Regions from separate parts of the Mus musculus genome. Here regions 1 and 3 are each linked to region 2. The links are chromatin loops, found by intact Hi-C in ENCODE. Cell type or tissue: heart. All regions are shown on one strand. Each heading gives the region's core, and the rest is flanking DNA. Links, peaks and the distances in the headings are about the cores only. Region 1 holds the start of Zfp644 (zinc finger protein 644). Region 2 has its middle 33 kb from the start of Gm42145. Region 3 holds the start of Barhl2 (BarH like homeobox 2).

Evidence for each region. Peaks named below come from ENCODE experiments on the same cell type or tissue, not always from the same donor. Only the 100,000 strongest peaks of a DNase experiment are listed, where the experiment ranks them.
Region 1: a loop joins it to region 2, with 4 times the contacts of the local background. A loop is called at or near these places in 4 of 42 quality-filtered maps.
Region 3: it touches region 2 in a loop (2.8-fold over the local background); 18 of 42 quality-filtered maps call a loop at or near these places.

What each region holds. Positions count from the first base shown.
Region 1 is chr5:106,691,519-106,701,248 of GRCm38, reverse strand. It overlaps Zfp644 (zinc finger protein 644), which reads left to right and starts at 4,419. Exons shown (of 10, transcript NM_001363318.1): 1 at 4,419-4,717; 2 at 5,550-5,606. In heart, for the core only: a CTCF peak has its summit at 4,425; DNase peaks (open chromatin) are centred at 4,518 and 5,128; H3K4me3 peaks cover 2,422 bases; H3K27ac peaks cover 2,391 bases.
Region 2 is chr5:106,569,861-106,579,590 of GRCm38, reverse strand. It overlaps Gm8350. Among named protein-coding and RNA genes, the nearest start is that of Gm42145, 33 kb to the left of the region's middle. In heart, for the core only: a CTCF peak has its summit at 4,875; DNase peaks (open chromatin) are centred at 4,840 and 5,220; H3K4me3 peaks cover 1,319 bases; H3K27ac peaks cover 605 bases; H3K27me3 peaks cover 571 bases.
Region 3 is chr5:106,452,717-106,462,446 of GRCm38, reverse strand. It overlaps Barhl2 (BarH like homeobox 2), which reads left to right and starts at 4,281. Exons shown (of 3, transcript NM_001005477.1): 1 at 4,281-5,221; 2 at 6,772-6,997; 3 at 8,778-9,730. The coding sequence starts at 4,606. The coding sequence ends at 9,090. Gm33151 (a long non-coding RNA gene) reads right to left here and starts at 3,855. Exons shown (of 2, transcript XR_389476.3): 1 at 3,559-3,855; 2 at 2,708-3,004. In heart, for the core only: no CTCF peak of the experiment used is centred there; no DNase peak of the experiment used is centred there; H3K4me3 peaks cover 1,833 bases; H3K27me3 peaks cover 3,388 bases.

The sequences.
Region 1 (9,730 bases), core at 2,290-6,289, 120 kb before region 2:
ATAGGGGACTTTTGGGATAGCATTTGAAATGTATATAAAGAAAATATCTAATAAAAATAAATAAAAGAAGAAGAAGAAGAAGAAGAAGAAGAAGAAGAAGAAGAAGAAGAAGAAGAAGAAGAAGAAGAAAACTAAGTCATGTGTCAAGTTCTCTGTGTGTGGAAATTTGGTGAAAGTATTCTGGAGGTGGCTCTTATCCAGGAGAAGCCTGGCTGCTTTGATATAGAGAACCTCTGGGTATTTACCTTTAACTTTCTATTTGTCTCTCAGTTGTGTAAGTCAATGGCTTGATCTTATCAGCTGTCTTAGCCAGTGTTCTATGGCTGTGAAGGGACACCATGACCACGGCAGCTCTTATAAAGCAATGCACTAACCTGGGTCTTGCTTACAGTTTCCAAATTTTAGTTCACTACGGTCATGGCGAGAAGCACGGCAGTGTGCTGGTAGACACCGTGCTAGAGAAGTAGCTGAGAGATCTACATCTAGATCTGTCCATAGGCAGCAGGAAGAGAGCGATACTGTGACTGGCTTAGGTTTTTGTAACCCCAAAGCCCACACCCAGTGACATACTCCCTCTAACAAGGCCATGCTTACTTCAACAAGGCCATACCTCCCAATCCCTCTCAGGCAGTGACACTTCTTGATGACCAAGCATTCAAATATATGAGCTTTGGGGGCCACTCTTATTCAAACCACCACATCAACTTTCTATAACTGGTAGTCTCTCTCTCTCTCTCTCTCTCTCTCTCTCTCTCTCTCTCTCTCTCTCTGTGTGTGTGTGTGTGTGTGTCTGTTTGTCTCTTTGCCTTTTATTTACTACCAAGAACCATTGGAGTCATTCATGTTTTAGAACTTAACACCTTGACCTTGTACATACTCTTGACTCTCCTATCTTTTTTTTTTTTTTTCCCCCTGAGACAGGGTTTCTCTGTGTAGCCCTGGCTGTCCTGGAACTCACTCTGCAGACCAGACTGGCCTCAAACTCAGAAATCCACCTGCCTCTGCCTCCCAAGTGCTGGCTGGGATTAAAGGCATGCGCCACCACTGCCCAGCTTTGGACATCCCTATCTCTCACGAGCCTTTTGCTACATTTACTTAGGAACTCGACTTTTTCCCCACTTACCTCAGTGGAATAGAATAAACTACATTCTGGAGTCTGTCTTTCAGTGAGTAGGGTCACGTGCCTGGATGGCTGACTACTGAAACTGAGAAGTGTTTTCTGTCCATGTCTGATGTATATATTATGCACTGAATAACAGGGCATAATAATGTTGATTATTATGCCCTGATTATGCTCCGTGGCCTCCTCTCCCTCTCCAACTTACTGCAGAGGAGTAGTGTACGAACAAGCTTACTGTTGTTATACCACTGAAATTTGGGGCCAGTTGTCATAACACGAAGCTGTTACCAGTACTTCCTTTGCTACTGCGGTATTACTGTCTTGCTTCATCTTTTTTTTTTTTTCTTTCCGTCCTTTCATTTGTTTTCTTGTGCTTTGTTATGGTTTAAATCTGAATTCTCCCGATGGCTCATGCAGGAGAGGCTTGGTCCCCAGCCGATAGGCCTTTGGGACGTGATTGGATCATGAGGATTAACATCGGTAGTAGATCAAGCCATTGGTGAATTCACAATTTGAAGGCATTATTGATAGTGATGGGGTCTATTTGGGTGAATTAGGTCACTGAGGTGTTCCTTGGAAGAGTGGACCTCGACTCTGACCCCATCTTTCCATTCTTTCTACCTTCTGGTTCTGACGTGATGGCTAGTTTTTCTGGCAGTGACTGGTGACTTTGCACCATGTTTCTGCCATTCTCTAATCTGGCAGTGGAGCCAGTTAACCATGGACTAACACTGCGAGCTAAGAACAGTCCTCTCCTCTCTTAAATTGTTTCCTTGTGGTATTTTGAAATTAACAAAACTAACAGGTCCTTCTGTGTGCACTGCTTCAACGTTCTACGTGTAAGGTTCCCTGGCTCAGTGTTCCTTTCTCTCAGCATCCGAGTTTGAGATGCTAAAGAGAATGACAGTAAACATGCTCCTTTGTTTTTGAGTGAGTGATTACACATATGTGGAGGGGTGCACCTGCATACATGGATGCCTAGAGTCCCGAGGGTGGTACGACGTCTACGTGCTGGATTGCTCATGCCTGTGGAGTTCCGAGGTTGATATGACATCTTGATTGCTTTCTTTTTTCTTTTTTTAAAGATTTATTTATTATATATAACTACACTGTAGCTGTCTTCAGACACACCAGAAGAGGGCATCAGATCCCATTACAGACGGTTGTGAATCACCGTGTGTTTGCTGGGATTTGAACTCAGGACCTCTGGAAGAGCAGTCAGTGCTCTTAACCGCCGAGCCATCTCTCCAGCCCCCTTGATTGCTTTCTATCTCATGTATTCAGCAGTGTCTCTTGCTGAACCAAGAGCATTTAGTGAGTCTGGCTAGCCAGCTTGCTGTAAGGATCCCTGTCTCTGAGCCTCACAGGCTACAGTTACAGACCTGATGTCATGTCCATCCAGCTCTTACAAGAGTTCTGGAATCTGAACTCCATCTAGTCTTCACACTGAACAGTGCGCTTTGCCCCCTGGGCCATCTCCCCAGTTCAATTAAACTTTAGATATATTTTATAGGAAAGTATTTGCATACTGAGTCTATTTTCTGTTTTATGAGGTTATTTATTCGTTTATTTATTTATTTTTCTCAACAGGATTTCTTTGTGTAGCCCTAGCTATTCTGGAAGTCTCTTTATAGACGAGGCTAGCCTCAAATTAGCAATTCCCCCACCTCCATAGTGCTGGGAATAAAGGTACTCACCACCGTGCCTGACTCTCATGAGAGCTTTTGTTTATAATTTTAAAAGCTTTATGTTTTTAACCTCCCCACTCCCTACTAAGATGAAAGTAGACTCTTTTCTTAGAACTATGGAAACTCATTTATTCAACACTTTATATAATCTGAATACACACACACACACACACAAAGTATCTGGAGATCCCATACATCGATATATTTTATATATCTGAAATGTGCCCTGAAGTATGCAAGGCTTGGTTCCAGGTGATAGGCCTTTGAGTTCTGCAGGTTAACAGACCTGGTGGGTCAGGAGACATGGCTCACTGGCCAAGAGTACCTTATGTGCTTGCTGGGGACTCAGGATCAGGTCCCTTGTGATATTTCCACATGATGGCCTGTCATTTGCAGCTCCAGTTTCAGGTCCTTCCTGAGGCTCATTTGGACTCTGTGGTACCAGGCATGAAGCATGCGGTGCACAGCCATACATTCAAGCAAAACCCAAACTCATGAGATGAGAATAAGTCTCTAAAGTGCATCTCCTCCAAGCAGTTGGCTGAAAATGGACACAGATTTATTTGTTGTGTATCTATCTATTCGTATATATGAAGGAAAGCTTTCATTTTGAAACAGCTCAACAGTCTAATCTCTCTTTGCCACTTTAGGTTGTAATGAACTTGAACAGGTGACAAGAATGCCTGACACACACACAGCATGAACTCTAGTTGTCAGCAGTTACTAGCAAGCGAAATAATTAGAGTGGATAGTGAAATGTTCGTTCTTTGGGATACATTTGCTGCTTCTGAAGGCACCGTTTTTCAGGAAAGATACTCCCATTCTTGACAAATAAATGTAATTATGGTGTATTCCTGTGAATGTTAATAATATCTCGAAGGCTTGGAGGTGCATAGTTCATGATTACTGCTTAACTACTAAAAAACGTTTTAAAGTTTTTCATGAGAAAAAGTTCAGCGAAACCAAAGAATTTAGTAAGGCAGGCCCATCAGAGTATTCTAGAACGTTTAGCTCACCTTCAACAGGTTAGGAACTTGTTGACTCGGTTCAAAAGCAAAGCGAATACCTCTAATTAGTGCGCTGCTTCCCTCAGAAGCCCATGGCTGAATGCTTGTTAAAAGGGAGATTTAGAAGACCCTCTGGGGAATCTATTGATTACCTGAAGAGTTAACCAGCATTTCTGACGTCTCTTTGCATGACTCCAATTTGGACAATCAAGGCATGTTCCTTAGTGCAGAATCTGCCCTTGCAGAGTCCAAGGAACCCAAATCCGGGCCTTCTTTTTGGGTGTCTTGTCTGGGTAACTGAATTTCTATACCTGATGCTTTTGCCACCTGGCCTGTTTAACATCATAAAACCTGTCTGTGCCAGTTCTCCAAGGTAGGCCTGATATATGTTGCTGGTTCTTTCAACAGCTGGAAAAGGGAACAGGTTTTTGGCAAACTAGCGATTGCAGACACCAGAGATGGGCCTATTCCACCTTAAAGGGCCTAGGCATTCCTGGTACTTGGGTCTTGCAGAGTTTGGTCGCCACCATATTTGGAGCGTGCCTACTTTGGGGCGGGAACCTCCTCCGGAGTGGTTAGGTCACCGCTGGGGGAGGTGACCTTGTTTGGTTTTGGCACGGGAGAGCAGCGGTGCAGCGTTGCTGCCGCCCCCCGTGGGTCTGATTGGCACGGGAGCTCCGGCGGCCCGAGAGCACGGGCGCGCCTCGCTGGCTTCCCCCGGCGGCCGGCGGCCAGGCAGAGGCGGGAAAGCCGCGCGCCTGCGCCGTGGGAACCGAGGCCGGAGGCGAGAAGCGGGGAGCGGAGGGGGCCGTTGGAGCCGAGTAGCGTACAGAGCGGCGTGTGACGCGGGGACGCCGCGCGCTCCCAACGTCGCCCCGGTTTGACGCACACGGCACCAAACTGTGAGTTTCGGGGGTCTTATTCGGTCGGATTAGCCCCGGCCCCGGCCGCGTTTCGGACGTCCGGGCTGAGGCGGTGGCGGGACTGAGGGTGGCGGAAGAAGTTGTGGGGGGACCCGGCCCGCGGCGCTCGGGCCCGGGGAGCTACGCCCTAGGCTGGCTCCCAACCCTCGGAAAGGACGCGTTTTGCCGCACAGGCTAAGATGGCGGCTGCTGCCGAGGAGGCGGAGTTGCTGCTGCACAAGGAGCCCGGGCCGCGGGGTCCGGGAGGCGGCGGTCGCGGGGGGCCGCGGAACCTTAGGTGAGCGGCGGCGGCCGCCGCGGGGCGGGACTCGGAGGCGGGCGCGCGGGGCGGGGGGTGCCTTTCCGCTGCGGCGGCGGCGGATCCGGTGGCGGACACAAAGGGGCCGAGCCGGGCTCTGGACTCGGGGGGTTTTGTTTAGTCACATGTAGCGGAGCAGCCAGTGAGCGGTAGGGGGAAGGGGGCCGAGACCCGGAGGTCCGGGGAGCCCTGCGGTCGCCATTGTAACTCCCCGAGTAACGGGGGCGGTCCGAGAGCAGTCAGGCGGCGCCCCGTGCGCGGCTAGGCTACTCTGTCCGGGCCTGTAGCCCCGGCCCTGGAGGTAACTGTCCACACCCCTCCCCTGACTTTGGGACCAGAGCGCATAGCCTTCCCCTTCTTCCCACTGGTCTGCAACATCTTGTGCCGCTAAGTGCCTGAGAAGTAACTCCAAGAGGTAAAAAAAAAAGAAAAAAAAAGAAAAAAAAACACTCGAAGTGTTTGGGTGGCCACGGGGCTTGGTGGGTATCTAGCTAAAGCTTTTTGCCTCTCCAGGTCTGATTCCCTGGCCTTTGTGTCCCTGGGAGCTTAATCTCTGCCAGAGGAAAGCAGGTGTGTGCTCCGTCCACTCCTCCCGAGAACATGAAGATGAGTTGTCCCAGACCCTTCCCCGTGATTGGAAACTTAGGTGGTTTCTTGTTGCGAGACTTCCACAGACGACTCTCGTGTTGGGATCCATCCATGGTTTAGCGACATTAGTGGAAAAGTTCTCTTCAACTGTTAAAATAATACTGACTTAAATGTAGTTGTTATAAAACTTTCGTATTAGCTTTCAAATTTTATGTGATAAAACTCAACGAGGGGATGCCCACGGCTTGTGGCCCTGAAATGATGTTGGTCCTGTTGTGTGCACAAGTTAATTTCCACAGAAGTATCCAAACACCATCACGTGTTGTGGCCAGTCCTGACTGATGCCAAGTTTACTGCATCTGGGAGATGTGTTGGATTTGCCTTAATCGTGTTGTAGTTTAGTTAATTTTGGCCCCACGAAGGAAAGTGTTTCAGAACCTAAACAACTAAAGTTCCCCAGATCAAGAAAACCTGCTTCAGGGCCATGTGTAAGTATCTAGGGAACTAGGTGTCAGCTATACAGCTGTACCTTATTTCCAGTAGGTTTGGTAAGAAAGAAATGGAGATTCTATATTGAAGTTATAATTCAGTGTAGACCTTTAAACTGGTGAAACCTGAGTGCTTGACTGGTACTAATGCAGTTTGTATGTTGCTGTTGAAAATATGGCTGTAAAAAGTTTTAAGTACTTTATATTGTGTTTGCATCATGCATTGTATTTCAAGTAATACTGAAGTGTGAATTCCAAAAGAGCTGGTGCCTTGTATGTGCCATTAATATAATCACATGAAGGAATATTACACCTTTAGATCTTTGAATTTTTTTTTTTTTCTTTTTTTTTTTTCTGAGACAGGGTTTCTCTGTATAGCCCTGGCTGTCCTGGAACTCACTTTGTAGTCCAGGCTGGCCTCGAACTCAGAAATCTGCCTGCCTCTGCCTCCCAAGTGCTGGAGTGCTGGGATCAAAGGCGTGCACCACCACCGCCCAGCTAGATCTTTAAACTTTTTAACATTACTTAAAACTTTAGTTTTCCTCGTTTCTTAGCTTTCTTTCAAATACAGAGAAGTTTTGTATTAGGAGGCAGGAGATATGCTAACAATCAGATGTGTCCCCTGGATCATACAGTATTAGAAAGGAAGATGGCCAAGAGCTACTGTTCTTACTCATGGCCTTAGCCCTGTAGTGAGCGAGTTAATGCTGGGATGGAAGACGGTCTCTAACTCCTACCCTAGTTCTAGTTTTGTTAGCACCTGGTAGTGGTTTTAAAAACAAGGGGCATTACTGAGCATACCCGTTAATTAAAGTGTCATTAGTGAGACCTTCTGAGACAATACATTTAATGTTATGTAATTTTTAGCAGTGCTGCTTATGTATATATTTTGAGCACTTTCCAACACTGACATGACCCAGAAATGTAAAAGTTAAAAACAAGGAACATGCTTGATAACTAATCTTGGAAAGTTGGAGATAATTGCTGTTACTGCTGCGAAAGTCCAAGGAATGTTGAAGGCCACGCTAGTATCTCTCACTTGGTAATGCCATTTTGTTGGATAAACACATAGGCCTCTCACACTACTATTTAAGTGACTTTTTAAGACCAGCTACTGCTAGTACAAGTCTTAGGAAATGCAACAAGCGGTGAGATCACTCATGGTGGAGTTCACAGTGCTGCTTGGTGTGAGGCTTGTGTGGGTCATTTACAGTGCTTTTTAATTTACTCTAAGAGGGCTGAAAGGCTAGTTCACAATTTTCAACCCTGTGTGTATTTGATTACACTTAGTCTTGCACTAATTAGGGTTACTTTGAGTTATTTTGTAATTATACAGTGAGTGTCACCTGCATGCCTTAATTGCCTTCCAGGTTTTTGAGTTTGTTCAAGTTCTAGGAGAGCTTGGGTAGCAGAAGAAAAGCTTGAGAGACACAAATGGTGGAAGGTCTATTATACCAAAGGCACTGTTACTGTGTAGGATTAAGAGTCCGGACTCTTCTCACAGTGTGACTGGGAGGAAAAGGGTTACTTGCTAAGTGTACCAGCCACACAGTAGAGACTTGGTGTGTAGAAGTTGGCTTGTCAAGTTGTCTATTCTGAGTTTATAGAACATTCTGAGTGGTTTACAGTCCTGTTAGAAAATTAAAAAGAAAGATTTAAAATTAACAATGGGGTTAATGGTGGATTTTGTAATTTGGATATTTATGAGGTCATTGTTTTTCTGCATTTATCTGGTATAGATGTATTTTGTATGTGTAAACATTGGACAGTTTATGAGTTGTAGTCCTAAAGGTGCTGTTTGTGACTAGAAGGAGATAGCTGCTTTTAGTACTACCATTTATGTCATTGAATTTTGGGAGATTTTGAAAATGACTGATTCTAGCGATAGCTCACCCTGCTGGTTGGCTGAAGTATCTCTCTTCTCTTACACAAACAAGTACCTCATCAGATCTGGAGGGTGGAACACCACATTTAGTTGAGTGTTTCATCAGGGCATGGAGTCTGTGTGAAAGGATCTTTTCTGGTGTCTGAAGGTCTCGGTTTCTCTGCTCCTTGGTTTTTCTCAGCCCTCCGTAGTTGACCTGTGGGGTTGCGTGTTTGAACTTAACCTGGAACTCTTAGGTGATGATGGGGTTTGTATGCATCTGTGTTTTTAAATTGTAGATCTCTTGAGATTTGAGACTTGCCAGGCTTGGAAGCCCACACTAGCAGTTCTCTCACTGGTGTAGCTAAGGCAGGATTGTGAATTTGAGGCCTACCTGGGTTATAAAGTTCCATGGCCCCTACAGTCCCATCTTCTTGGTCTCCCAAAATCCCCTCCCAGTTGGTCGATATTAACAAGAAGTCCTGTGATATAACGGTTGCTCTCTTAGAAGAAACGATGAGATTTCAAGAGGAAAAAGAGTGACTTTGTTGAGGTTGGGGAAGGAGGCTAGATTAGGCTAGATTGTCTTGAGATTGCCTCTGCTAATCTTTGACAGACTTTTCTATCTGTAGGGAATTGTTGAGGATTCTTGGGTCTGTAGTTTCATAAGTAAAAGTCTAGATAAGTGATTCATTCTATGGCACTTGGTTCCATTAACATAGAGTGTGTAGAGTTGAGGTCTGACAGTCTTTATGGAATGTGCCTTTCTTAGCATGCATACCACTCCCTTCCTGTGCAGCGTTAGAGAAACCCAGGGTGGACGAGTCTTGGGACTAAAGCACCTTTTACCAGACGTGCTTACCTGTATTCTATCAGGTATTGAACTTAAAAGTTTTTGTTTTGTCTCTCCACGTAGCTCTGGCTGTCCTGTAACTCTGTACGTACCAGGCTTGCCTAGAACTCAGAGATCCTCTTGCCTCTGCGTGGGGTTGAAGGTGTGTAAGACAGGTGCTGGGACCCAATACAGTACCACTCCTTGCTCAGTTATTTCAGTCTTTGACTCTTCCTCCATGGTGTTTACTTGCGGACACACATACACATGCTTTCTGTTTTTTAGTATCAGACCACCATTAATTGGAGAGGGAAGTGGTTCCCAATTTATTTGCAAATGGTTTATGAAGGTTTAGAGGAAAATCTTGCTGGAGTTGGAACTGATTGCATTTGCTAATACTGATAGATTTAAAGTGTGTCTGTAAGCATGCGCATACAGAATCAGCTGAGGCAGGGAGAGAGAAAAGTTTAGCAATGTGAACCTTCAGGTGAAACTGGCAATGTTCACACTCACACTGCAAGCACTGAGTAGATCTAACATCACCATCTATTGTAGAAGTCAAGTAAAGTTAGCTCTCCTAATCAACAGTAGTTAACTGTCATTGTGCATTCCTACAGGAACTCAGTTCTTATTGTGGTAGGGTTAGAATTGCTGGCTTTTGTAAATGTCCTGTTTTTAGGCTATATTTACAAAAATGAGAATGTTAAAAGCATCTTAGAGCAGGCATACAAGTGTACCTCCTCTGATCATAGAGTAAAACCTGTAACCAGGTCAAAATTCATGATTCTCCACTTACTGAAAGTGGATGAGCAGAGACTTGGGAGTGACTACTTTTTAGTGTCAATGCCTCTGTTTACACCATTCTGAACTTCATTACTGTCCTTTAACATTTTGATCATGTGGCTGTGACCATTAGAGGAAA
Region 2 (9,730 bases), core at 2,442-6,441:
CCTCAAGACCACACTTCCCCAAATGGTGCCACCAACTGGGGATCAAGTGTTCAAATGCCTGAGACAGCAGGATATTTATCATTCAATCCACCACGGTGTGTGCGGGCATGTGTTTGTGTGTGTGTGTGTGTGTGTGTGTGTGTTCTTGTGTGTATCTCTGTGTGTGCTTGTGTCTGTGTGTCTGTGTATGCTTGTGCATGTGTGGAATCTGTGTCTGTGTATGTGTGTGTGTCTGTGTGTGTCTGTGTTCGTGTATGTGTGTGTGTGTGTGTCTGTGTTCGTGTGTGTGTGTGTGTGTGTGTGTGTGTGTGTGTGTGTCTTAGTTAGGGTTTTACTGCTGTAAACAGACACCATGATCAAGGCAACTCTTAGACAACATTTAACTGGGGCTGGCTTACAGGTTCAGAGGTTCAGTCCATTATCATCAAGGTGGGAACATGGCATCATCCAGGCAGGCATGGTACAGGAGGAGCTGAGAGTTCTACATCTTCATTTGAAGGCTGCGAACAGAATACTGGCTTCCAGTCAGCTAGGACTTGGATCTTAAAGCCCAGGCCCAGTGACACACCTACTCTAACAAGGCCATACCTCCTAATAGTGCCACTCCCTGGACCAGGCACATTCAAACCACTACAGTATGTGTGTCTGTATGTATGTGTTTGTATGTGCCTGTGTGTGTATGTATGTATGTATGTATGTATGTATGTATGTATGTATGCATGCATGCATGTGTCTGTGTGTGTGTGTGTTGCTCTCTATCTTGTGATGAAAGGTTTGGAAGCAAATGTAACAAACATTGTTATAAATAAGCTATTTAGAGGCTAGATTGCACATTGTCCTTTGTGCATTTAATACAGTGGTTCTCAACATTCCTAGCAGCGACCCTTTATTAAAGGGTCCTCAGGTTGTGGTGACCCCCAACCATAAAATCATCTTATTGCTACTTCATAACTGTAATTTTTCTACTGTTATGAATCATAGTATAAACATCTGATAAATGTGGTGTATTTATGTGACCTCAAAAGGGTTGAGACCCACAGACCAATGATTTAATATATAAATGAGCTCAAAAAAAAAATCACAGCGAATGAAACCCAGAATTCAGAATACAGCTCAGAAGTCTCTGTAGAATTTGTACCTCTCCTTAATTCACAGAGGAGAGGATTTAAAAGGCAAAGGAGGGGACATGCTGCCCAGGATTCAACACGCTGAGATGCTTCCAAAGCATTGTGGGCTTTTCCAGTGTGAAGGTCTCCTCACACTGGCTGGCTTTCATACATCAAACTTTAGGAGCTCCAAAGATAAACATTTTGAATTTGTTTCAATATTATGATTTTTAATTTTCCACTCTTATTAACGTCTTTCAAGCATTAAAGTATAGAGCCCCTCGATGCAGTCTTAGGTTGAACCATTTGGGAGCTGACACTCACTTGTGTTCGTTCTCTCAGCAAAGCTAGTGTTCAACTAACTATATAACTGGAAGAAGAAGAGCTTGGCCCCCCAATATATTCTAACACCCCAAAATCATATTATGAGGTTTTTCTTTCTCTCTCTCTCTTTTTTTTAAAGGAGTTATAACGAGAGCAAATTTGCTAGTAATTAGTTGAGCCAGTCATGTCTTCCAGCGCTTTCGAAGCTTGGAATTCACCAGAACCCTCATAGCATTAATTAAAAAGAATTTATGTTTTTTTAATAAAATGCTTCATGTTTTAGCTCCTTTATTCCTGCACCAAATGTGATTATGTGGGGGCTGAAGGGAATTCAGGTTAATATGTTGACACACTTAACAATGCAGGGTCATGCTGCACAGTACGCTTCGCCGGTTTGGTTCAGTACACCCCCTGACAGGGCCTAATCATCCTGTGCCCTAAAGGCAGGGGGAAGGAGAGGATTTTAATTACTGCTCTGTATGCAAGTTTGCCAGCATTAAATTGAGACATAATTAGGCCTCTGAATTTTAATAATTGTCCTAGCTAATTGGGCAGACAAGTACGTTATGCGGCATGCCGTGATTAGATAATTAGTATTTCCAAATGACAAAATTGGGCTCTTGATTACAAATTCTACATGAAGGGGGAAGGTACTGAGCAGATCTTTACAAGTCTATTAAGGGAGAGTTTAGCAATGGTGGTAATTTAGTGCTCATCAGGAAGCCGAGTCTCATTCTCAGAGCTGGGTATCTGGGACAAGGGCCTCTGGCCCATGCTGCCTTCCACTGTGGCTCCTGCCCAGAATGCTCTGCTTTGCGTCCTATAGGCTCTTCCTCTCCCCAGCATAGTAGCTGTTACTGACCTTGGCTAAGGTGCTGTGGGCGTATAGCAGGTGATAACTCTGAAGAAGAAATCCTAGAACTGGGAAAGAAAGGAGAGGAGACATTCCCAGGAAATATCCCAGACTTTTCCACTGAAGCTTTCTTTTGCAAGTAGCTGTTTAGTTGTTTGTTCATTCTTGGCCCCCACCCCAACACAGAAAATATGTCATCCCAGGCTGGCCTGGAATTCACTTTGTTGTCCAGATTGGCTACTAACTGGTTTCTCCTGCCTCAACCTCCCAGCTTGCGGGGACCGGGACCGAGTGAGCTCTGGTGCCCGGCTTGCTTTCTTTATTTACACTTCATGCAGAATTCACTTTCCCCCTTTTATCATTATCCCACTAAAATAGTTTGGCAAAATAATAATAATAATAAATCTAAATTTAAAATTTTTGCCTATAATCTCAGCACTGAAAGAGAAGAGGCGGGAGGATCACATACGTTGGAGGTCCTTAACTCAAGAAAAAGAAAAAAAAAAAGACCAATCACTCACCATTACCATTTTACATTTCTAGGATATTATATTATTGGGGGGTAAGGAGTATGAACATTCAAGCCTGCCAGGGTTTGGATTGTTTCAAAGGCTTGCTCTGCAGTCATGGTAACAGGTGGTAGGGACTGTATCACTCATAACTGAATGGAGTATTAGGATGTGGGACGGAGCTGGAGGAAGGATGTCATCAGGCATGCCTTTGAAAAGCACCCCACCATCTTTTCCTGACCACCATGAGCTAAGCTGCTCTCCTGTGCAGTGATGTTCCAGCCTGGCTTCCGGCCAACAGCAATGGAACCCATGGAACCCTCCCTCTGGGGCTTAGAACAAAAAAGAAACATTTTCTAACCCTCTCAGGCTTAAGAAACATTTTTCTCCCTAGTTTCTCTAAGTATTTGTCTTGGTTTGTTGGGTATCACTTAAGAGTTTCATGACCCTTGATAAATTACTTAGTGTCTGCCTCAGATTTGTCACTGGCAAGACAAAGAATCTCTTCTGTTAAGACTGTTTATGGGATTAAATAAAATAATTTACAGCACTGTGCCTGGCAGGGACTAAGTTAAGGAGTCAATACATATGAAGTTAGTAACAGTGAATGGCACAGGGGAAAGGTAGTGGGCTGGCTTCTCGCTGTGCCAACCTTCAAATGAAACAGAGCCCCTAGTCACAGTGTTTTCTGAGCGAGGACTTTTATGCTGAGAGTAGTCTAACAGCTCCAGGTACCTTGCAATCCAAATACCCAGTTGGCTTTCCTTCCTAGGAAGTCTTCATCTGATGCAGTGAAGGTGGCAGGCAGGCATTCTGCCTCCCCCCCTTACAGGCCCTGACTTACTCTGCACACTATCGCATTGTTACCACAGAGGTAGACTTCTGGGTACCTAAGTCTTCTCAACATTTTAAATCGGTGCATTGAGAAAAGAAACCCAGGATTTGTAAGAAATCTAAGTGTCTCTAGGGTTGCCTTTCAAGCAAAAAGAACATTAGTTGGATGCAAAGGAAGGACCCTTGCAAAATGGTTATAGTTGGTTCCTGGATGACTGCTGGAAAGTTTGTTAAGGGAAATTCTGAATTTGTGGATCCATATAGTTCTGACAATTCAAAACGAAGATGAAACAACAATGTCTCCATAGTTTGGTCCAGGCTGGACCAGTATCTTAAGATTTTCTGTTTGCCATGGCTGTTTACGAGTGATGATGAAGTTCTGGTAGGTTCCAATTCAGAAAACAGCGCTCCCCATAGTGGGTACTTGACATGGCCCAGACAGCACCCCTGCAGGACAAGGGGACAAGACCTTGAGGCGTGAGGAAGAAGGGACACTGTGGGTGCAATGCAGCCATTCTGTTGCTTGGAAAGATTCTAGGGCATGGGAGGGAATGTGAAGAGTGATCCTTATGCCCAGTCTGTGCTTACACAGTACAGAAACCTCTCCTCTGAGGACTACCATTCTCCTGCTAGTTCACAGCCCCCACTGCTCCGGGGCTGTGAGTGTCTGAGAGAAGTCAGTGCAGAGCCCTCACTGCTCTTTCCAGTTTCCAGAGGAAGCATCACTAGGGATAACTGTCATAAGGATTTTTCTCCCCTGCCATACAATACTGAAGCTTCTCTCCCTCTCTTTTTTTTGAAGAAGTGCGTTTATGACTGATCGCTCAACACCTTGTTGGTTCTGATTGCAGAAAACACACCTTATAAATATATGATAACCATCCTGTAATAGAGAGTGTGACAATTTACTTCACAGTGCGTTTCAGGCTGCTAATTGATCGTTTCAGTCCAGGGACGATTTGGAATAAATTATAGCCATCAAAAGGATATCACAGCTCATTTTGGTGGAAAGGTTTCCACGTCGCTTCGCGTTCATCTCCGGAAGAGGGACGATTACACCCGGCGGGCTGGGAGGTGGGGAGGGAGAGGGACCCTCATAGAGGCGGCCGGTGGGTGGAGCTTGAGCAGCCAGGGGCCGGTCCTGGGGCGTGACCATCGTAGGGGGCGTGGTCGTCCCGAGGGCGGGGCCACCATGAGGGCGGGGCCTGGCAGCGACGGCGCACGCGCTGCAGCTCCGCGGCCGGACAGTAGAGGCCTCCCTTCCGAGGAGGTGGCGCAGGCTGCTCGGCTACCCGGTGAGGTCCACGCGCAGCCCACCCGGCGCTCGGTTCCCCGGCCGCTGTCTCCCGCTGCAGGCGGCGGCGCCGGGCCTCGGAGGTGAGCGTGGCCCCCGGGGCCCTGCTTGGGGCGGGTGCTCGCGCGCGGGGCTTGCGTTCCTCAGCCCCGTGTGCGGTCGGGGGAGCAGGGCGTCGCGAGCGGGAAAGCGGTGCGGAGCGAGCGCAGCTTCGGGGGACGCCGTCCCTCAGCCGCCTCGTGACTCACCCGGCTCGGCCCGGCCGGAGCCACGGCCCCCGAGTCTCGTGTGCTTGGCCCGAGTCACCCCGGGATATGCGGCCCTTGTCCGGGCCCACCGCGGGGTCGCCACCGGGCCACCCCAGCTCACATGTGTGGACAGTAGAGCAGACAGACGGACCCAAGGCCGACTGGCGGGTGGGGCTGGGATTGGGCAAAGTTGCTGTCCCCAGCCCCCAGCCCCGCCCAGGGGAACACTCCGCAAGAAGGAAGAGTCTCTTAGTTCGTTTGGCGTGTCCCTCAGTCGGCCAGTGTGCCCCAAACCGGTCCTCTCCCCAGGTGCCCGGATTTTGTTGTGTTGTTTTATTTATTTATTTTTAGTCTTCTGTCACGCAAATACAGTATGTCACTCTAGGAAAGGGATGTTTCTATGGCGACTTTGACAGCAATCATCATACCAAGCTATTATGAAATGTGATATCTGTGCGTTCCGGAAAGACCGATAATACATAAACCAGTTCTTGACACAGTATCTCATAAGGAAACATCTTGAGGCTATCGGTAAAAGGCATTTTAATTCACACACTAAAAAAATATTTTGTGCTTGGTTGACATCTTTCAAAATGTTGAACGAAATAGGAACATTTACCATTTTGTACGTATTTATCAATGTACTCACAACAGCCCCCATAAGAAGGGGGAGGGTGTCCTCTTGTTCTTTCTGTCTTAGTTCTTATAAAGTAGAGAGCAGGCAGGTGTTATGTGACCTCTAAGTAGTCCACAGAATGTTAATGAGAGTTCTAGGAGACCAAGTGTTCCCTAAAACCAGAGTAATTGGAAGAGTCAAACTCAGATTTGAATGTGTTGGGTTTGACATGTGGTTGTCAGGGTTGTATTTGCATGGACCAAGTCCTGGGAAATGTCAATTGTGGGGTTACTTTTACAGTGAACCCCATGAGTATTGACCACGACAGAGTTTTCTTTTCCTCCATGTATGCTGTTCTTTGTTATTGATTATTGATCATCACAGGCACAGAGCTCATCTTTGCCAATGAGCAGGATCTCTACAAACATTTAATAATTGTTAAAATGTAACATTATTTCCTGGTTATAAAAAAAGACCCAAGGAATCTTACTATCAAAGAGCTAAAAAACTGTGATTTATAAATGTATACCAATAGCAAATCTATGCTGACCAAGGGAGTAAACTGTTAGGAATCAGAAAACTTTCTGTAGCCTGTGTTCTCTTCACAGCACTGTGACTGTTGCTTGCTCAGACTTTGTAAACAAAGTTTAAAAGGCTTACATGACTCAAGAGCTTATGATACTCTTTTAACTATTTTAGAATGCAGTTTTGCTAAGTGGCTCTTGTTCCTTATGTGGTATGCTGGACTGCTCAGTTACACATAACCGCAAGCACTAACTTTGAGTTAAATTGAAGCCACGCACCACTTTAAAATTTTGTAACACACACAATTAAATCAAGCAAACAAAACACATTCCAAGTATTTATGCACGTATGAGTTTAAGGTTAATTGGTTTAACAGAAATGAGGACCATACTCAGCATATTTACTCCAGTGATTTGAAAAGTCGTATCTTCCTTTAGTTCCTGAAGGACAAGTATATGACCAAACCAGAGTAGTACCATTTGAGTTCAAAACAAACTGAAAGACAATTGGATTGCTTTCTTGGGCAGCTTTTAAATTAGTTCTACAGTTAGTTTACCAATATAGTTTGAAGAATGGCATCATTGGAATAAGAGTAGTTACCAAGGGACAGTTTGAAGAGAAGTACTCATTTGGAATTATAAGTTGTCTTTAATTGTCAATGAATTATTCATTTATGAGTCATGTACATGTATAGCATTACATTGGTATATGCTGTGGAGACAGATTGCTTCAGAAAGCTATATTATGAAGAATTTGCCTGGGCCAGATGTATTGCATACACCTTTAGCTGGAGGCAGAGGCAGTGGATCTGTGTGAGTTTGAGGCTAGCCTGGTTTACATAGTGAGTCCCTGAATAGGTAGTGAGAACCTGTCTAAAATAATAATAAAATAAATAAATAAGATTTTTTGTTGGATTTTTATGAGAGTTTGTAATTCTGGCATGATTTTTAAAACCTTATAATATGTGGTAGGAATTTTAAAAGTTACAATCTCATAGTTAAAATAGGATTGCACTTTAATATATATAATATATTACACTATATATACTAAGTTGGTATTCTATATTCCTTGAACTATAAAAGAACATGAGTTAAAGTATTCTCAGCTATCCTTAGACTACAAATGGGTCTAAACTGTGAGCTAAACTATTTATAATTTTTAATTTTGTTGAACATGAATTATAAAGTACATATGTACCAATCATTATGTTTTGTAAATAATATCATTCTACCTATTACAAAATCCACAGAAGTCTAGAACTCCTACCCTACTGAATTTAAACCCTTGGGATATTCAAGACTAGAATGTGGTAGAAGGGATAGAAGGCAGCAGAGGAAAGGAGAGTCCTTGGAGAGGAAAAGACACAGGTGATGGAATTTGAAGTTGTTTAATTCTCTTGAAGGAAGGACTTTCCTAAAACCCAGAAAAAAATATTTAGAAGTTGTTTATATAGTTCATAGTCAACTCCAACTGAGACTAGAGAGTCAAGAAACGCATAAAAATATGAGAAGAAAAAGAATATAACTAGTGAGTAAGAATTTTAACCAGAGTTCAGGTCTAATACTTATGGTATTATATAGAGGGCTAAGAGATTAGTACATAGTTTCTGTTCTATTGCTGTGGTGAAACACCATGACCAAGGTAACTTAGAAAGGGGGGCATTAAACTGGGTGCTCCCTTGCAGTTACAGATTAGTCCATGATCCTCTTAGTGGGAAGAATGGTGGTGGATCAGCAGGCATGGCACTGGAACAGTAGCTGATAGCTTACACCTGATCAGAAAGTTGCAGGCACACGTGTGCGTGCACACACACACACACACACACACACACACACACACACACAGAGAGAGAGAGAGAGAGAGAGAGAGAGAGAGGGAGGGAGGAGGAGAGAACCTGGGCCTGGGTGGACTTTGAAACCTGAAAGCCCACCCCCAGTGACACACCTCCTTCAACAAGGCCATACCTTCTAATCCTTCCCAAAGAGTTCCATCAACTGTGGACCAAGTATTCAGACCACCATACCCAGTGATCAGTAAAGGTCTAGGGAACCAGACAAAGATAAAGGGTTTTTTTTTCTGTTTAAACAATGAATTGCAAATGCAGATGCTTGAGCACCTAGGAAGATCAACCAAAAGAGAAACAGTTTCAAAAGAACAAGTAAGTTCCCTCTCTTTTCCCCAAAGTCAGATTGGATGTGAAGATTAACCAGTTTGAATTAGACAAAAGTAAGGTCCTTATTGCAGTTCCATATGAAATTTTGAACTTTTCTCCGTGTCTGCCACTTAGTTTTGGAAATGTACCACTCCAGCCCACGTAGCGGGTTGTGTACCTAATAGGCCAGTGAACGAGATAAGCTGATGCAGTTCCAGATTTTCTTTCTGTGGGAAGACCATGTGCTGCTTGCCCATTAGGAAAACAAGGCAGCCTGTATTAGCAGCACAGGGAAGTGTTAGCACCGCCCATCTCCAGGTATGGGAGTGGTGAGAAAACACTTGAAGTGATTTTGGCCTTTCTTTTCAGGAACCCTGGCCATTATTTGAGTCATGCCTCTTTCCAGATTTGAGTCAACCGGATGCTTTTAAATATTATAGGTCAAAGTTTCTATAGCTTCACAGGTAAGGTATGTGGTCAGAAGATAGAGAAGTTAGTGACTTTAAGTTTACAAGATTCACAAGTAGGTCATAAATATAGAATAGGTGAGCCCTAAAAATTGCAGAATACCAGGCGGAAGAAAGTCCTGGTTCAGTAATGGAGACCAGGCTTATCATGGCCCACTTCTAATAGTTGAGGCATATTTTGATTTTTCTGAAAGACAAAATGTATATAGTAGCAATAATCCTTACTTCTATTTCTCCTGTGGGTGTGCAGAATTTGGTGTGGTAACACACAGGCTTTGTAAGTTGAGGTAAGGCTTGTTGACTTCAATCCATCCATGTATTTGAAACAAACTATATATGATGGTGACAGAGTGGTCTCAGACCGTGGGAGAACAGGTTGAGACAAAGAGTTGAGACAGGTGACTAACACTGTACAGTCACTGCCCTTCCTTCCTCAGATTCATAACTGCCTCATCATATTGAGGGGCTGTCAGGTTTTTGTTTGTTTGTTTTTGTACATTTCATAAAGGCCTGTACATATAAGGACATCGAGTAGCTTCCTTAAGACCTCAGGTCCAGACCTACAGCAGTAGTGCTGAAGAGACAGTCCTGGAGAAAGCTGTGCAGGCCTCTAGATCTTGTCCTTGTATTGTCAGAGTTACTTTCCCTCAACAACTCTTTGAAGCTTATGGGCACATCCATGATGTGGAGAGCAAGAAGCTGGCTTGAGTTCCACACGTTGCCTCTCTTGACCTATGAACATGTATTGCTGTCTTTGCCACAACAGCCTGTTTCTGCTGCAGAGATAAGAGTTTCAAGCCAT
Region 3 (9,730 bases), core at 3,142-7,141, 120 kb after region 2:
TTTGTCTCGTTGCTCCCAATTGCCACTCTCTCGGTTTCAGTCTAAGGACCAGACTGAAGAACAGACTCTGTTTCCTTATTTTCATCTTTCTCTCTCTCTCTCCCTCTCCCTCTCTTTAATAGATCATTTTTCTAAGTAGATATACACCAGTATCTAAAGAAGTTGGGAATGTATAAATAGCTGTAAAAAGAGAAAGGAACCTTCCAGGAGAGCCCAAGCATGAGATTGCAAGGTCATACCACGTTTCTGAATCAGCCTTGATCATGGAGAGCCTATTTGTGTATCTTGCATCTTTTATAGAAAGAAACAATAGCAAGGTACATGGGTTTGGGGTTCTTGGCGCCGCCCAGTGGAGAGAGGCGCCTTTGCATCCCATTTCTGTCAGCTGGCCCTGTCATAGAGATTCTTTAAAGGCTCACAGGACAGGAAACAACAGTTTCAAGTTCATCATAATTTGTTGGCAAATTTCATCAAAATTAAAATCCATTAAAAAAATCTGATGTTCCAGTTTAAAATAATCTCAAAGTTAGACAGTAAAGGTGGGTGGTGGAAGATGTCCTGCACACAAAACTCATGTTTTGTGTTTGGATCTTTCTTTGGGGTCAGAAGGGTAGAGATCTTTTCTGTTCGTTGGTATTGATGTGTCTTGCACTATCAGGAATGAAATTGGTTCGCTGTGATTCACAGTTAGCAAATAAACTGCTTTCTGAGCAGCAGCAGCAGCAACAGCAACAACAACAACAACAAAAACCCTCTCCCAATTTAAGAATTTTCTTTCAAAGAAAGCAAAGGAAGAAAGACAATGAGGGTCTGGAGTTGGAAGATTCTTTGTAGATTTATGTTAGTTTAGCATATGATGTACTTAAAATTCAGCCAATGCACCATATCTATTTGCTTGAAAACAAGAGAAATAAACCTGTTTCCCCACCAGACGGTCTCTCTGTAGCCCTGGCTGTCCTGGAACTCACTGTGTAGATCAGGCTGGCCTAGAGCTTAGAGGTTTGCCTCTGCCTCCAGAGTACTAGGGATAAAGGCATGCATCACCACGCCCCCCCCCCGATGAATTTTGATTCATTTTTAAAGATGAAAAGCGAGTGCTTTTTTTGTATGCCAGAAAATGACTTTTTAGGTATACATTGCATATACCCTATAGGAAAATGATAACAAAACAGATATGTATCTGGGGTAGGGAAGAACCGAGAAAAGTTAACCATAGCTCTGGGGGATTTGTCATTAAGATTGTCCCCTTTGATTTTTGAGGACATTCCTCGCATTCCCTGGGATCCCAATCAGTGGCTCATATTCTCTTCACCACAATTGCTTCTGAAGACTAAGAGCTAACCTCTCCAACCCTAGAAAATTTGGTATTGACTTTTCTTTAAAAATATAATCGGAAACATTCACAGGGTTGGGGGCCTACTGAGTTTGCTTTGGAGTTTCATGGATCCCCATCCCCTGAGCGCGCGCGTACACACACACACACACACACACACACACACACACACACACACACAGAGGCCCTCTTTTCCTTTCTCTTCACATTCCATCTTTTCTTAGGTCATATCCCCATCGCCTCCCTGCCAATGTTGCGAATTATTCCAAGAAAAACACCCTGCCGACCTGCCCCGCACAAGCTGTGCCGTCAGCCTTTGAGCTCTTGAGTCGTTGTGGGCGTTGGAACAAAACAAAAACAGGCTTAAATGAATTATTTATCAAGGTCGAGAATAATTGATTTGTGCAGGGCCGTCAGTACTGGATTTTAAATGTTTCTTCCCCTTCCTCGCTTTCGAAAGCTGGCTGTGAATTGGGGCCCCCAGCTCGAGGAGCGCTTCATTTGGATTGTTTTGGGGGTGATGGAAACTCTAATCGATAACGGACCAGGAAGGAAGAGTAGCGTTTGCCGCACTCCAGGCACCCTTCCGCCCTTTCCGCAGGGGTCATCTGTGCCAGGGGCTCAGGGTGCCAACAATGTCTATCCGGGGCTTGGGAGTCTGAGATCAGTTGCCTCAGTAAAATCAGACCCCAGCCCGTGGTCGCAAGCTCTGAAGGGAAGACCAAGGCCTAACCTGGGAGGGTCTGCAGGGCTAGCACCCAGTTCTGGCGCCAAAGACTACTACTGTCTAAAGACTCTGAGGCGGCAGCCTAGACAGGCCCGTCGCCACCCGCGGGGGCGAGCCACGTGGCTATAGAGGGTTTCCTGGATCCCTCAGGCCACCAGCGTCTGCCTGCAGCACGTCTTGGCTTCGGCTCACCAACCGTAGTTCCGTGATAAATAAATGTCTGCTCGCCTAAGAAAGGAGAGTGCTATCTAGATGGTCTTGGTAGCCTCAGTACCTTTTCAGAGACAGGGGGACGATAAGTGACACCATGACGGTAGGAAACAGCTCAACACACTCTTGAAATAACGCGGGAGACACCCCCACCCCAACCCGGACCAAAGATCTAGATGTCCTTAGGATGAATCACCACCATCTTCCAGATCTGGGACTCACCCCGGAGGAAGGAAGATCTCAGGAGGTCATATGCCTCCGGGATACCTCTCAAGAGGGTCCTCAACCAGACAAGAAAAGAAAAGAAAAGAAAAGAAAAGAAAAGAAAAGAAAAGAAAAGAAAAGAAAAGAAAAGCAAGGCGACGTCCATAATCGCCACTAAACCCTGTCCTTTACTGACATCATTCTATACGGTCACGGAAACGATGCCAACCACGCAGATTCATAAGGTTCTTAAAAATGGTAATTTGGAGTAAAATGTAACTCAAAGAACTTTGAATCATTCATTAGCACCTTATAATTACTCTGCTAATTAGGTTGACACGGCACTTAATCAGGAGTAATACGCCGGCTTGTCACTGGCGCTTCCCATTACTCTGACATTCAACAAGAGACAGGTTGGAGACGTCCTGAAGAAAGAATGCAAGTTGATACCCTCCGACAAGGCGGCGTCACAGTCGCGTTCCAGGTCCCAAATGGATCGGCGGTGACTGTTTCCTTTCCAAAACCAAGGCCTGCCACAGTGGGGAGGGGATGGAAGCATTGGAGGGAGGAGCTGCGGGAGCTCAGGCTGCGGACCAGCCACCCAGTTCCCGCGGCCCCACAGCAGCCTGATGCCGCAGGGAACCACAGCTGCCCGCGCCGCTGGAGAACGCCTCGCCCGGGGTTTTTCCCGGTTCGGGAGAAAGTGCTTGGCCCGGCATTTCTTCCAGCACAGGCTCTGACTGGAGACAAAGCGGGATTTGGAGCCAAAGGCCCGATCCTTCCCGACAGGGGGGTCAAAGATGTAGCCCCCCAGCTCAGTGCCTCTCCTGGATCTGCTACCCGGTTGGACCGAGCTGGAGCGCACCGGCTCCTGTGGGGAGAGTAGAGCTCAGACGTTGCAGGCCCACGCGGAGCTCTGGCTCTGGTGTCACACACTTCCCCGTGGGGTCCCTCAGCACCTCTATCCCCTGCTCCTCGTGTTTCCGCTCTGCTCAAGCGTGCTTGGGAACCGTGCGAGCGGGGCTGCGCTGCAGGCCACCGGGAGCCGCAGGATCCTTTTGCCCTTCGCGGCCTCTCCACTCACCCTCCAATCTGACTTAGCACGGGCACATCTAACGATCCGTACTGCTTCCCCGCTTCCCGCCCGGGGGCTCCCTTCTCCAGTGCCCTTCTGGTCTCTCCCCATCTCCCTGGCCGGGTACTCGTTACAGTGGGTACCACTTGGACCCCTGGAGTAGGCGTTGGGCTCAGGGCTGCGGGCGCACCGAGGTTCGGTTCTCAAAAGAGCAGCGGGGTTCGAGGCGCGCTGCTGACGGGCTGGCCAGGAGCGCGCCCATTGGCTCCCGGCACGCCGGCGTCGCTGGCTGGCGCGCAGCGGCCAATGGGGCGCGGGGCCCGGGCGGCGGGGGCGCGGGCGGGGAGCGGCGGCGGGGGCCGTGACGTCACGGGAGGGGGTCGGCGCCGCCCGCGAGCCCGCGGATGACAAGCCAACGCGCGGGGCAGCGGCGGGAGTCGCCGGGCGCCGCCTGTCCGCGGTCTCCTGCGCCCGCGCTTGCTCCTTCGCTGCTTCTCCTCCTCCCGGGGCGGCGGCGGCCGCGTTCGCTCCGCAACTTTCCAACAAAGTTCAGAAACTCGGCTCCGGGACTGCCGGGTCACGCACGGCGGTCACCTCCGGGACCGCCCGGCCTTAGCGGTCGCTGCACCTGCTCCGGCCGCCGCCGCCGCCGCCCGGGATCGGGCAGTGGGCAGACCCAGGCGGCGGCGGTGGCGGTGCAGGTGGCGGCGGCGGGGTTGCTCCAGCGGCCAGCATCTTAGTCTCGGTGCTGCTCTCCGCTGCCACCGCCCACGTGCGCGGTGGTCCAGCGGAGCGGAGCACACCTTCCCGCTTGTGGCATTTGGGGGCTTTCCCCTCAAATTTTTTTCTCTTTACTTTTTGTATAAGGGGGAAAAGTTGAGTCGAAAGTGCCCACCAATTGTCACCTCCCATTATCCTTCATTCCCTCCCCACTTTTTTTTTTTTTTAAAGCAGTGTCAACGCTTTTTAGTGTCTATTTTGTTTTACGATCGGTAGTTTCCCTTGCTTGGTCCCGGCGGCGGCTGATCCGCGGAGTAGCGTGGACCTCATGTAGAAATGACAGCAATGGAAGGGGCCAGCGGGTCGAGTTTTGGAATAGACACTATTTTGTCCGGTGCCGGTTCCGGGAGCCCCGGCATGATGAACGGGGATTTCCGATCGCTCGGTGAAGCGAGGACAACGGATTTTAGGAGCCAGGCCACCCCGTCACCCTGTTCGGAGATTGATACCGTGGGAACGGCGCCCTCTTCACCGATCTCGGTCACCCTGGAACCCCCGGAGCCGCATCTTGTGACAGACGGACCCCAGCATCACCATCACCTCCACCACAGCCAACAGCCGCCGCCACCATCCGCGGTCCCCGCGCAAAGTTTGCAGCCTTCGCCCCAACAGCAACCGCCGCCGCAGCCGCAGTCAGCAGCCCAGCAGCTGGGCTCGGCCGCCGCGGCCCCCAGGACTTCCACCTCTTCCTTTTTAATTAAGGACATCTTGGGAGACAGCAAACCCCTGGCGGCTTGTGCACCCTACAGCACCAGCGTTTCTTCTCCTCATCACACCCCGAAGCAGGAGAGCAACGCGGCACACGAGAGCTTCAGGCCAAAGCTTGAGCAGGAGGACGGCAAAACCAAGCTGGACAAGAGAGAAGACCCCCAGAGCGACATCAAATGCCACGGTGAGTTGCGCCGGAGCTGCCCGGGTCACTTGAGTGACCGCCGAAGGAGAGGGGCCTAGGCGTGCGATTTAGCGACGCACCTTAAGTTCTGTTGGTTACATTTCTGCCCCACAACCTTTGCGGCCATCCGGCTCCGTTCTTTGTTTTACTTAATTTTAAATGTGCTGGAGGAAGGTGGTAACTGAAGAGATAGGATGGGAGACACTTTTCGTTGAAAACAGAGGCTTACTTGGGATTTTTTTTTTTTCTTCTTTTAGCTGAGACCTTGGGAATGGGAGTGGGAAGGGGTGGAGAGAAGCTGGTAGCCAGTTGTGGTTGTCTAGGTCTGTGATCACAACTTGATGTTTATTTTTGAATGCAATACCACCCCAGTATTTTCCAAATGCCCCCTCCATGTTTTCTAAATGCCGTCACAGGAATTGTCTGATTTAATGTTAGAAAAATTTCCAACATTATTACAGGAGCAATTCATTTTTACTAATTGATGATTAATACAGAAAACAAATCATAGCCTGTTTTTTAAGAACACCCTTCTCACCGATACCCCTCTTCTGGCCCTTTCCAATAACAAATATTTGTGAAAACTAAATTTTATGGAATTTGTTTTTGTAAAATCAAGACAACAATGGAAATTTATCTTTTAATACCCTATTTTCGTCTTGGGCAATTTCAATTTCATAAGTAACTGTTCTTGTCTTTGCATTGCAAAAGATTTTAAAACACCAGGGAGATTTCCCCCATCTTTAGTGGTATTATTATTATTATTATTATTATTATTAATGCTTAATTTTTCTCTGGTAAGGATTGCAATCTAGAAGGTTCCTACCTTCTAGGACATGGGCTCTTCATTTTACTGTTTATAGCATTAGCATAATAGTGCCCCAAACAGATGTACAGTCTGGTCTGGCGATTTCTCGTTCACCAACCTCCCCAGTGGGTCAATTAGAGAGATTATTGTTCTTCCTGCAGGGAAGATCAAGGAGTACTGCACAAACCGGTACAAACGGAGAGGGATTGACATATCGATTTCCTAGCATTTCAGCAAAAAACCAAACTTGACAAATAGAATCCGGAAATTTCTGTGCTGTCACCTGGATGGGCTCAAGTGTTTTTTGAGCTCAGTTCAGTGACACATTCTCTCTGAAGCTTGGAAGGGACCCGATACAGAGGAGGTCTGCAGAAGGTTTGAGTCTTAACATTTTCCAAATGCATCTGAAAAGAAACAAAGGCATCTAAGTTCCAGCTAGCAGGAAAAATATTAGAGCAACGTCCTGAAGTCTGCCTGTCTTGAAAACAGAGTAGAAAGACTTTGGAGAGTGCCTTACAAAGAACATCCCTTTGAAAACAACAAAGAGGAGCATAACATAACCTCCTCTCAGACCAAAGAGAACTAGAAACAGGAGACCACAGACACTTAAACTCTCTCAGGCCTCTCTGCTCTCCAAGGCCCAGGAAAGGGTGTGGGGGTGTGGAGGTGTGTGCCAGGTGGACACTCCTCTCTTCCTCGGTTCAGGCTGATTTACAGAACCCTGTCACTGTTTCTACCCTAGGAACAAAGGAGGAAGGAGACCGGGAGATTACAAGTAGCCGAGAGAGTCCCCCCGTGAGAGCCAAGAAACCTCGAAAGGCCAGGACAGCTTTCTCAGACCACCAGCTCAACCAGCTGGAGCGTAGCTTTGAGCGGCAGAAGTACCTAAGTGTCCAGGACCGAATGGACCTGGCGGCCGCACTCAACCTCACTGACACCCAAGTCAAGACCTGGTACCAGAACCGAAGGTGAGGAGAGCCACTGGGTCCCTGCAGGCCAGGCCGGTACCATCTTCTCTCCTGGAGATGCGGGACAGAGAGTCACAGGGTCTGTAGTGGGTATTCTTGGGGCAGAGGTTAGGCACACATCCAAATGGGAGTGACTGAGGACACCGGGAGTTTGAACACTTTTGTGCTCTAAATGTCTTAACATTTGGTTCTCTCTCCCTGCCCCCCAGAAACTCGAGGCACCACAGTTTCCCTCATTTTGTCCTCAAGTCAAGCCGCACTCAGGTTGAAATATCTGTGTAACTGACACCCAGGAGGAATCTGTGTGCGCAGAGTACCCTTAGAACTGCCACAAGCTGGCTCCAAATATCTGTGTCAAGCAACATGGCCTAGCTATTGAGATCTTCACAGAGCTGTCCCACCAGCCTTGGCTTAAATGTTAGGCAGTTGGGAAAGCCAAAGTCCAAGCCTTGGTTGCCATAACATGGAAGATCAGGGAAACCCATCTGGATTAGAGCTGGACTGGAGGCCATGGGCTGGAGAATCAGGCAGCTGCTTGAGCATCTACTCAACAGTGTGCGTGGGGGAAGGGGAGGGAATTGTCTGTCCCCATGTCCTGGCTGTTTCTGCAGTCTCATAAAGAGGAAGGGTGGGGAGGGGACACAAACCCTGTCCCATGTGACTGATTAAAAAAAGACATTAAGAAAGTGTCTGGCCTCACCCTGGTGGCTAGGGACAGACTTGGGCAGTAGGAGTTGAGGTTATGTCCTGTTTCCACACCTGGTGCTAAACTCTCTAGGCTCAATTCTCTGCCCCCTCTGTCGTTTGTGTCCTAATCGTTCATAAGTGGGGTTGGAAATGCCCGTCCAGTTGTCATCTTACCATAATTTTCTGTCTCATTACATACGGTTTCAGCCACCCTAATTCTGTCGGAGAACATTAGTGTCATCTGTAGCCAATTTAAAACCGGCGACATGTTTATTAATTTGGCTAGAGCTGCTGGGTATGGATGCTCCACCAGGCTTGCCTTCCTAGGGCATTCGAGTAAAGTCCTCTCTCCCAGCTTGGTGCAGTGGGAAGAGAGGAGACCCCCTCCCCCCAAAAAAAATGGATCACAGGGTTTAAGCACTACTTTCTCTTTTAAGGAGAGAATATCTTGAGACCCATTTCCTTCCACCTAGAATGGTCGGAGGTACCGCTCCCTAGGGAGAGCTCACTCTCAAACGAATTCCAGTTTGAACCTCGTCGCCCTTCTTCCCTAAGCCTGTAATGCCTGGTCAGACTTAGGGAGGAACTGTCCCGGCAGCCATGGAGAGTGCAAACCCGGAGTGTCAGCCGCCCTTTGTTTCTGGTTTTGGTTTCCTTGGGTGTGATGGGGGGAGGGGCCGAGATCCAACCTTTCTGAGATTTCTGGTCAGAGAAGATTGGAGGAGAATTGGGGGACCAAGGGAAGAAGGCTGGTGAAAAGATGGGATTTCATTTGGCCTCCGGGAAAGTTGCAGGATATAGTTAAATCGTGGGGCAGACTGTAGGGCAGAGGGCCAGAGAAGGCAGTGAAGCTTGTACGACTCCATCTGCGAGTGTCCCCACGTAGAAGACGTAGTTTGAAGAACTGATTTTGGGCCTGGGCCGTCCTGAGAGCGCGTGGGTGAAGCAGAGTGGGGGTGGGGGCAGGAGAGGTGTATTTGAGGTTCCCCAGGCCTTCCTGAAGTAGGGAGGATAGGGGAGAGCGGGGAGCGGCGGGCGCGGTCCCGGGACCATCCTCCGCAGCCGCCACCCGCGCCCACCCGATTTCTTTCAGAACCAAGTGGAAGCGGCAGACTGCAGTGGGCCTGGAGCTGCTAGCCGAGGCCGGGAACTACTCCGCGCTGCAGAGGATGTTTCCGTCGCCTTATTTCTATCACCCAAGCCTGCTGGGGAGCATGGACAGCACCACGGCGGCGGCGGCGGCCGCGGCCATGTACAGCAGCATGTACCGAACTCCTCCAGCACCTCATCCGCAGCTGCAGCGGCCGCTGGTACCCCGCGTGCTCATCCACGGCCTGGGGCCTGGGGGACAGCCGGCCCTCAACCCTTTGTCCAACCCCATCCCAGGCACCCCGCATCCCCGGTGAGGAAGGAGGGACAGGAGGGACAGTGCCACAGCCCTCCAGGTTCCCACCTCACCCCGGACGGCTGCCCCGCCTCTTCCCGCACCAAACCAACTGGAATAGAGGCAGAGGAGTAAAAGGGGGAGCTCACCGGTGGGCTGGGGTCCCCAAGGACCAGCCAGCTCTCAGATCTCCATCTGCCCACTCAGAGGCAGGGCTGCAAAGCTCCCCGAGTGTGACTGGAGAAAATACTGAAAAGTGCAACCAGTAAGTGAAAACACCCATCCACCCACACATACACACACACACACACACACACACACACACACACACACACACACACACACACACACAAAACGAACCCTCGAGTTCTTTCTTTCTTTCTTTTTTTTTTCTTTTAAACAAAATGACTTTAGGGACATGCAGCAGGGAGGGAGGGGGGAGGGCAAAGAGGGGAGAGACTGGATGGAGAGGAGCCTTCGGGCAGAGAGAATTGTTACTGGACAGAAGCCTGAAGTTCACCCCCAGGCAGAAGGTGGTACCCTGGACATCCAGTCTGCCTCAGAGCAGAGGAGGGTGATGGAGAACTTTGCACTGATTTTTCATGAGCTTTTTTTTTTTCTTTTGGAAAAGTGGCATGCTACATAATATGAAAAAAATGTAC